2 separate regions of the Mus musculus genome follow, and region 1 is linked to region 2. The links are chromatin loops, found by intact Hi-C in ENCODE. Cell type or tissue: left cerebral cortex. All regions are shown on one strand. Links, peaks and the distances in the headings refer to the core of each region. The heading gives the core; the rest is flanking DNA.

Region 1 (4,398 bases), core at 133-4,132, 640 kb before region 2:
CATCTGTCAAATTCCTAAAGAACTGTAAATGGCTTATACTGGTGATGTTTAAATCTCAGACGTAATTACATTAAAGTAACTTTGTTTCCAGGGGCGTGTGAATAATTAAAAAGCACCTGCTGATCTCTGATAGTGAAAGAAATGTGTCTTAATAACACACAAGCACAAGAAACTGGGAAAAGGAGGAGCTTAGAGCTTAGGTAGGAAGATCATTTTAGAGTTACGGATTTCTGGATTTTCACATTTCCAGCTTATCATTGGGCTTGTACCAAAGCATGCTAGCTATTAGTCACACATGGATGACATTAGGAAGGAATCAGCTGTGCCGTTATGTGCTCTATGTAGATCCATGACAAATATTTCCCTCCTTTCCCCTTGATCTGTCTGTCCAGTTTCCACAGGGGAGACATGAACTCCAGTTGACTCTGAATCGCCTGTGGAATTGTGGTGAGGGCCGGGATGGATAAATGAAATTCACAGATAATCTTAAAGACAATTTCGCTTTCACCCTCCCCTCCCCATACCTTCAAATCATTTCAGAGACACTGATACAGAAAAATGTACCAAGCAAGCTTCCTCATGCTGCTTTCCTCATGGAGGCTGATGATCTAACCAGAAGTCTCAAGAAAATGTAGGTATAAGGATGGGGGTGGTAGTCGAGTCACTGGCTTGAATTCCTCAACATTAGGTTAACATGGTGTCTTAGTCAGGGTTTCTATTCCTGCACAAACATCATGACCAAGAAGCAAGCTATGGAGGAAATGGTTTATTCAGCTTATACTTCCACAGTGCTATTCATCACCAAAGGAAGTCAGGACTGGAACTCAAGCAGGTCAGGAAGCAGGAGCTGATGCAGAGACCATGGAAGGATGTTACTTACTGGTTTGCTTTCCTTGGCTTGCTCAGCATGTTTTCTTATAGAACCTAAGACCACCAGCCCAGGGATGGCACCACCCACAAGCCCCCCCCCCCTGATCACTAATTGAGAAAATGCCTTATGGCTGGATCTCATGGAGGCATCTCCCCAACTGAAGCTCCATTCTCTGTGATAACTCCAGCTTGTGTCAAGTTGACACACAAAATCAACCAGTATGCATGGCAATGCTTTTTTTTTTTTCCCTTGATGACCTGCTGCTCCCTCTGCCCCAGCATCTACTAGCTATAACCTGTTCTCTGGTGAGCCTAAAACTTGTACATGTTGAGAACTTCCCAGAGTGAGCAGAGACTAAGGGCCCAGCTGAGCATGAACATGGCTTTAGCAAAGGCAGCATGTATTTGGTTGTTGATCGGCTTATCAATAGTCCTAACTATTTTTTGGCCCAGAGGGTGTGTTTCCCAATACTTTCTGTGGTCCAGCTGAGACTTTGGGTAGGGGATGGCTCTGTCTTGTTTCACCCCCGAGCTGAAGATGAGATACAACCAAATACTTGCTATCTAGCCACACACAACTTTGATAAGACAAGTGATCATCTCTCATTTTGGGATGTAATTGTGACAAGAATATATCTTCTAGTTTCTAAGCAATGATCAGTTATTTTGGTCGATAACTAAAAATAAATTGCTTTTAAAAAAAATCTGATGAAATTCCAGCTGGAAACCAGCTGGCAAGTTGTTTTCGAAAGTGGGGCTATCCTGTGAATAGGTGCCATTTTCTTCCTTATGAAAAATAAACGGATGGCTAAAACCTAGAATCCCTGCTTATTCATTTTTCAAAAAAAGTTTATAAGTGAGTTTGTTCTGCTTTCTTTTTATCATAAAAATGTCATTCCAATTTCTTTGGCTTCGGGGGTGAAAGTCTGAAGCATCTAAGATTTTAATCTTCAATATCTAAACACCAGGAGGTGCTGTAAGATAACATTAACAAACAGCTCCAACCCAGGGTTACAGATTCCAGTTACATAAAGATTGGTGGCAAATTTTCTATGGGCCTTGGGTGTTCAGATTTGAATACATAAATTGTATTTGAATATATGGGTTGCAGACCATCTCGGTCTGAAGAACTACTGGCAAGAGAGGAGGGTGGTTATGTCAAGAATTTTGGGACGTTAGAAAGCTTTGCAGAGACTCCTAGCTCCAAGCTTACAATCAGACACAGCTGAAAGACAGCAGAGACTGTATTCTTTTTGCTTGTGTGACCATTTAAAAAGCAAAGAGAAAGTCAGGCGACGTTGCAAAGTGAGAGTCCAGAGCAGGTACGTTGCTTTCACCTGAGTGACAATTTGTTCTTTCAAAGCTATTAAGAGTCAAAAGACCTTTTCAGGTGTATAATTAGAGGAAATTTGTGTTTTTATGGCTCTTTAAACAAAAAGATTACTTCTATATTTATGTATGAATTTATGTGTCTATGTGTATGGGTCTGTGCACATCAGTGCAGCACCCATAGAGACCAGAAGGTGGCGCCAGATCCCCTAGAGCTAGACTTAGAGGCAGTGAAGTGCTTGGCCTAGGTGCTTGAATCTAGGCACTAATCCTCTGTGAGGACATCATGCACTCTTAACCTGCTGACCCATCTCTGCAGATGCTTGATTTTTGTTTTCAAGTGAACAAATAGCATCTGACCCTAGATAGAAGCATTCCAGTAAGTGATTTTTTTTTTAATTTTTGAAACCAACTATTGAGATTTAAACAAAGTTAACCAACATGTGATATAAACTCTGCTTTGTTTGGAAAATGTAATGTTACTATCACCTCTGACCTCAAATGGAACTTCCTGCTCCTTTTCGGGTAGTATAATATACCAAGCCTCATTTGAATCTTGCATTTATCTGTTTTTAATTAACAAAAGTGTTTTTTGATAATATTATATCATTATGTTACATTGTATTATATTATACAAGTGCATAATGTGTTTTGAGTGTCTTACAGGCTAACATCTTTTAAGCCCTTCCCTCCCCTGCCAATCCCTACAGATCCATTTCCCATGTTTATGTGTCTCTGTTTTGTTTTCTGCTCCACTAAGTTCAACCTGGGTTGTGTGATTGACAGTGTATGAGCCGACCAGTAGAACCTGGAAGAAAATGCATTCTTCTCTAGAATCCACAAGCAGCCAACAGTTCAGCAGGGATGGGTAAGACCTTCTTCCTCCATCTAGGACAGGCTATTGGCGGGTCCAGTCTTGGACAGATCTGTACAGATTGTTAAGTTCCTGGTTGCAGGATTTCTGTTATACCCAGAAGGCCATGTTTTCCAAGCCCTTCTTCCTGTCTTCCTGCTCTGACACTCTTTTGTGACCAACTTTTCTTCATTTGGTTAACATACTTTGAGAGGCCTATGTGTTGGATTCATTCCTTTTCAGTGAGGAGCGGTGCCGCATTTTTGGAAGGATTGAAGTTGATTATATGTTCACAACACGATGGTCATTGAGTTGGTTTCCGTTTGGGGGTGATCTATTTCAAGCTGCAGTAAAGACTTATGTGAGAACCCTTGCATGGTTTTTCCTCTTCTCCTAGGTATATATATGTGTGAGGAGTGATTGAAATATGGGCATATTTTTAACTTTAAAAAAATTGTAAATTCTTTTGGAATGGTTAGAAAATGTCAAATTTGTGCCATTATGGTAGGAAATTCTCAAGTTGTGCACCAATACTTGGGATAACTTTAATTTTGGCTATTCGTGTTCTTGAAAGCCACTATTATTTTTGACACCTTGGCTTGACAGCTATAAAGCTTTGGGGAAGTTTTTTTTAATTTATTTTTTTATTAGGTATTTTCCTCGTTTACATTTCCAATGCTATCCCAAAAGTCCCCCATACTCACCCCCCATCCCCTACCCTCCCACTCCCCCTTTTTGGCCCTGGCGTTCCCCTGTACTGGGGCATATAAAGTTTGTAAGTCCAAAGGGCCTCTCTTTCCAGTGATGGCTGATTAGGCCATCTTTTGATACATATGCAGCTAGAGACAAGAGCTCCGGGAAGTTTTAATTAAATTATTTTGCCAGTTTCTAATTGGGTAGGTTGTCTGTTGTCTTACTGAGCATTGGGTTTTTTATATATATAAAAATATAAATCCTTCATCGTGGACACATATATGTACCTGTATATGCTTTGATAATATTTTTTTTCTGTGCTTTTTCTTGCCTCATGCACTTTGACAAAGAACAAAAATTTTAGTTTTGATGTCTTATCATTCTTTTCCTTTTATGATTCATGTCTGGTTTATTGTGTTGTCTGGAAACCTTTGATCCAAGATCACAAAGGTTGCCTCTGAATTTACTTCTAGAAGTTTAAAAGTTTTAGGTTTTACGTTGGGCCTATGGGTGTTTTTGTTTGTTTGTTTTGTTTTTTGTTTTTGTTGTGTGTGTGCAAATTTTGTATATGATCTATGATAGATGGGAATTCATTATTTTGCTGTGAACATTTTATTTTTATAACAACATTTGTTAGGAAGACTATAGTTTTC
Region 2 (4,398 bases), core at 135-4,134:
CTTCATGTCAGGAAGAATTATATATATATATTCTTCTATTCCTTGTGCTGATGGTGTTATGGTGTTAGACTATAACTTATTAAGCACTTGCCAGTGTGGGTGAATCAATGGGCAGCTTTGCTTCTTCAATAACAAGAAGCATGATTTTCAAGCACTCACTGAAATGTGGGTGATATCACAGAAATCACGGTCCCTTGGAATGATTACGAGCATTCTTGTCATGGCACAGAAATTTACCGGAGTTAATCCTTCGCCACAAACCTTGAGTCTCATCACACAGGTCAGAAAGTGCCACCCATGGGAATAATGCCATTCTCATGTATCTCCTCCCTCACTTTCATGGAATGACTTTTATGCAACTTTAGCTCAGTGAAAGTGAAGAGAAGATGTGCACCTAGGTTTCAAAACTAAAGGGAATCCCCCTGCCCCCCTCCCAATGAACAAAAGCAGTTCCAAGTCTGTGGAAACATACCACCAAGAATTCAGACCCCTTTGCCCAAATGCTATCATTTCACTCCTGTCTTCTCCCTTCAGCTTCATACTGCCCAGTTTGCTGTCCCTAGGCTTGCTAAAAATCCACTAGGAAACTGCTGTTTTATTTTACAGTTTCCCTGTTCATGCACACTTGAGTGTGCACAGAAGCCCTTTAACTTTGGGCCAAAACACTGTGAAATACTTGATCTGTTTCATTTGAGAGAATTATAGTGTAATTCTCTCCCCTGACCCCCTCCTTTACCAAGAAACAAGTGCGCAAGATGCTGTTTCGACAGTGTGGTTATTGTGGCTTATTGGAATTACATCTGGTTTGTGTTCAGTTCAGGGAAGAAATCCTATGCAGTTGTTTTATTCAAGTCGCTTCGGGGAGTGAATGGGTACCTCTGAGAGCGTGTTTGTTTCATGCTTTACTAACATCAACATGCCTGAAATTCTCTTATCCTAGGCACCCTTTTCCTCTCACTTCAGTCACTTCAGATAAGACTCACCACCCTAGATCTCCTTTGTTGTGAATGTGGAGTGAGATGTCCTAAGTTACCAGGAATAAGAGTGAAGGCAAAGTTTAACCTTGGAAAATACTGTCAAGGGCAATTCTGGAAGAAAAGCAAAAAGGGAATTCCTTTCTCTCAGTTTTAAAATGTGGTGGAGGAGAGGGTCCTGTTCTTCCTGGCACTGGTTCACTCACCAAGGAGCTGGAAATGGTTGGCACCTGATATTTTTCTTGAATTTATTTAAGCTCACAGTGGTACAAGCTGCTTACTGACCCTCGAGGTAGCAATCACTATTTTAAAATGTGTCTTATTCTTGCTACAAGGACTAAGCTTGCATGGAGGCTGCAGCCCAGGAGTCTTAAAATGCAAATGAGGGAAACCCCAGGTTAGAATGCTTCTGCACGCGCAGACAGGTTTTCAATCCCGTTACCTTAGCAACATGTGCCCTTGTGTTCCTTGAATCACCTTGACAGTCTGGTGAGGAGGGGCCGGTGAATTAGAAAGAAAACTGGGGAGTATGGAAGTTTAAGATTGGTTGGGATCCTTCTGACTCGGTTCTTACTGTAAAAATAGAAAGTCCCCTTTCCAGAAATAAAAGAACTCGGGAAGAAATAAGCCCACTGGTTGAAAGGCATGGAGGTGAAAATATCAGAACTAGCCGGACCTCAGTGAGCAGAGATATTCCAAAAATATCCTCCCCACCAGCCGCGCTGCAGATGTGTGGCTCTGGCTCCTTGAGGCTAGCCATCTGCTGCAGTGTTTCCCTGGAAACCCCAGCAACGCCCCTCCCGGCGCTCCTCCCGCGCCAGCCCTGCGCCGCTAAGGAGTGGCGGTGATGTCACTGCTGCTAGCTAGGAGGGAATCCCGAGATCCACGTCCCTCGGGTGGAGCCAATCATGGTGGGCTCTGCTGCTGGGAACCTGAGGCTTTTGACAAGATTGAAATTACCAAGGCAACATGCCATTCATCACAGTCCACAAAACACGGCTTGGAACAGATTCTAAAATCGTGGTTTTTTTGTTATCGTTGTTTTTTTCTTTCTTTTTCTTTTTCTTTTTCTTTTCCTTTTCCTTTTTTTTCCCCTCTCTTTTGCTTCTTTTGCTTCTTTTGCTTCTTTGTAAACGGAGCCCGGCCCACAGAGGCAGCTCGGCAGGCAAACCACCTACACCTACGGAGTTTTAACCTTCTCTCTGTGGATACATGAGAAAAAGACACGAAATGATTTTTTTAACCTCTTTTAAAAATAAAGGTAAAGAAATCTCTCTTATCTATACGCTGTGGCTGTGCTGTTGCCTCTGCAGAAAACTAGAATGAGAATTCCGAATGAGTTGTAGTTACACGCGGACCTAAGGCTGTGAGATGCTTAGAGGGTGTGTGTTCTGTCAACCCCCATAGACACTGATGCAGAGCGGTGTAACAGTAAAAGGGCCTGCTTCCTTTAATGATTGGTAGGCAGGATTAACTTTTGAGAAGCATGGAAAAAAGGGACAAAGAGCTGCCTTTGGAAAATCATGCTGCTCTGGGTATGTTTTAGCTCACATTCTCAGAATCTTAGCAGGAATTAAGTAAACCCAAAAGAAAGAAAAACAAGCCTCAGTAACGTTGGGTTGGGGCAAATAAGTACACCGGGGTCTGCTCTTGCGATTGTGCCTCATTCACAGGTTGTAGACAGTCACAGCGTTTGTGGTCAGGATGTTTCTAGGCAGCATGTCACAGTAAAACCAGTGGATATTTAGGGAATACATTTATTTCATCTTGTTTTCGCTCCTACAAAGGAGAGTTGTAGTTGTAGACTGTATATCAGGTAGTAGTGATGTACTGAACATACTCTTGTGCTCTTGGCATTTAGAAACAAATTATTAGTCTTTGTCGGCATTCTTAGGGAAAGCCACATTATATTTTTAGTGGCCTAAAAGCTAAAATCAAACATACACTTTAATTTGTTCTCTTCCTGTGGTTAGTGTTTTATTTATATGTAAAGGTTTGTATTCTCACATTTGTGATTCTCTCTCCCTTCTGTCATCCAGATCTTTATTACCAAAATACATTTGCCCTTTCCCCCTAATCTTTATGCATTTTTTTCACAATTAAGCAGTGTACCTTGGAACACACACACACACACCCCTATCTCCCAGGCCACAAGGAAGAAAATGTGCATATGAATGTATATCTTTTCTGTAATCAATATGCATGAGTTTTCACAGAAGATTTGCTGGAATTTTTCATCAATTCTTTACCTGACTCCAATATGCTCACTTAAAACTATGTTTTAAAAAAAATCAGATTTAAAAAACATAAGCTAATGGATACAAAAGCAGTGTGTCCTGGAGTCTTTAACTCTGTCTCCTGAGTTACTTCATTTCTCTTCTACCTCTAGGATAAGAGTTTTGCCAGGAATCAGGGTTTATAACAGTCTACATAACTGGTTAATTTTCCTTTATGTTCTTGGCTTAATGTATAAATGAAATAGCTAACTCTTGGAGAGATAGAGAAAACCTGACCCACTCTAAATTCTCTCTGTGCCCTGTCCCCCACCATACCCAGGGCCAGTCCACTTTTCCAGAGCTGTGAGCCCAACCTCTGTCTTTTCAAGCCTTTCACTGTACCATATGATAGGGAAGTTCTCTTCTCTTCTCTCCCTCCTTCTCAGCCATCACACTTGGCTTAGATATTTTCAGGTCCCCTGAAAACAGATTTTCACTTGCCACGATTAAATAATGGTATTTTAAGGAACCCACCTGGTCAAACAAAGAGGAGATAGACAAAAGAAAAAAAAAAGAAAAAAAAAGAAAAAGAAAAGGAAGAAAAGAAAAGAAAAGAAAAGAAAAGAAAAGAAAAGAAAAGAAAAGAAAAGAAAAGAAAAGAAAAGAAAAGAAAAGAAAAAAAGGTTTCAGAGACTGATCCCTGAGTCTGGCTCATTATAGATTCTATTTCCATTTGCTGGTGACAGGCTCGGCAAATAAGCAGTGTTGCTGACCAGAGAACAGCCTGTCTGTGAGGCATTCAGTCACAGAGAAAAGCAATGGCCTTCTCTCACAGACGCCATGTTTTGGAAATAGAAAGCCGTCTTGCTATTTGTCCTTCTTTACTTCAAATATCATATAGATAAGAGAAACAGGGTCAGATACTGTATTCGTTTTGCAAAAGAAATCATATTAAAGTAACTCGAGAATAACTAAGTAATACCTGGGGCTTGCAGAAAGAGTACTACAATTTCTGATTACTTGGACAGATATTTTTTAAGGGTTTAAATAAATAATTTCCCCTAAGATGATAGACAACTTAGTCTAACTAAAAAATGGCTAGTGTGTTATTTCTTAATGGCATAAAGCAAACCTGGACTTCTCTCGACTGTTTTGCAAAGAAATAATACTTTGCTGTGGTTAGATTTGGATCTTAAAACCTAGAAACC

Evidence for each region. Hi-C counts contacts between places; a loop is a spot of excess contacts. Peaks named below come from ENCODE experiments on the same cell type or tissue, not always from the same donor. Only the 100,000 strongest peaks of a DNase experiment are listed, where the experiment ranks them.
Region 1: it touches region 2 in a loop (8-fold over the local background); 5 of 42 quality-filtered maps call a loop at or near these places.

The regions. Positions count from the first base shown.
Region 1 is chr8:32,928,638-32,933,035 of GRCm38, reverse strand. Gm3985 (predicted gene 3985) reads left to right here. Exons shown (of 4, transcript NM_001177589.1): 3 at 2,986-3,067. Among named protein-coding and RNA genes, the nearest start is that of Gm3985, 19 kb to the left of the region's middle. In left cerebral cortex, for the core only: CTCF peaks have their summits at 1,826 and 2,394 (motif pointing right); a DNase peak (open chromatin) is centred at 1,816.
Region 2 is chr8:32,290,670-32,295,067 of GRCm38, reverse strand. It overlaps a transcript of Nrg1 not described here. Among named protein-coding and RNA genes, the nearest start is that of Gm22140, 110 kb to the right of the region's middle. In left cerebral cortex, for the core only: no CTCF peak of the experiment used is centred there; DNase peaks (open chromatin) are centred at 1,795 and 2,159; H3K4me3 peaks cover 1,604 bases; H3K27ac peaks cover 1,742 bases.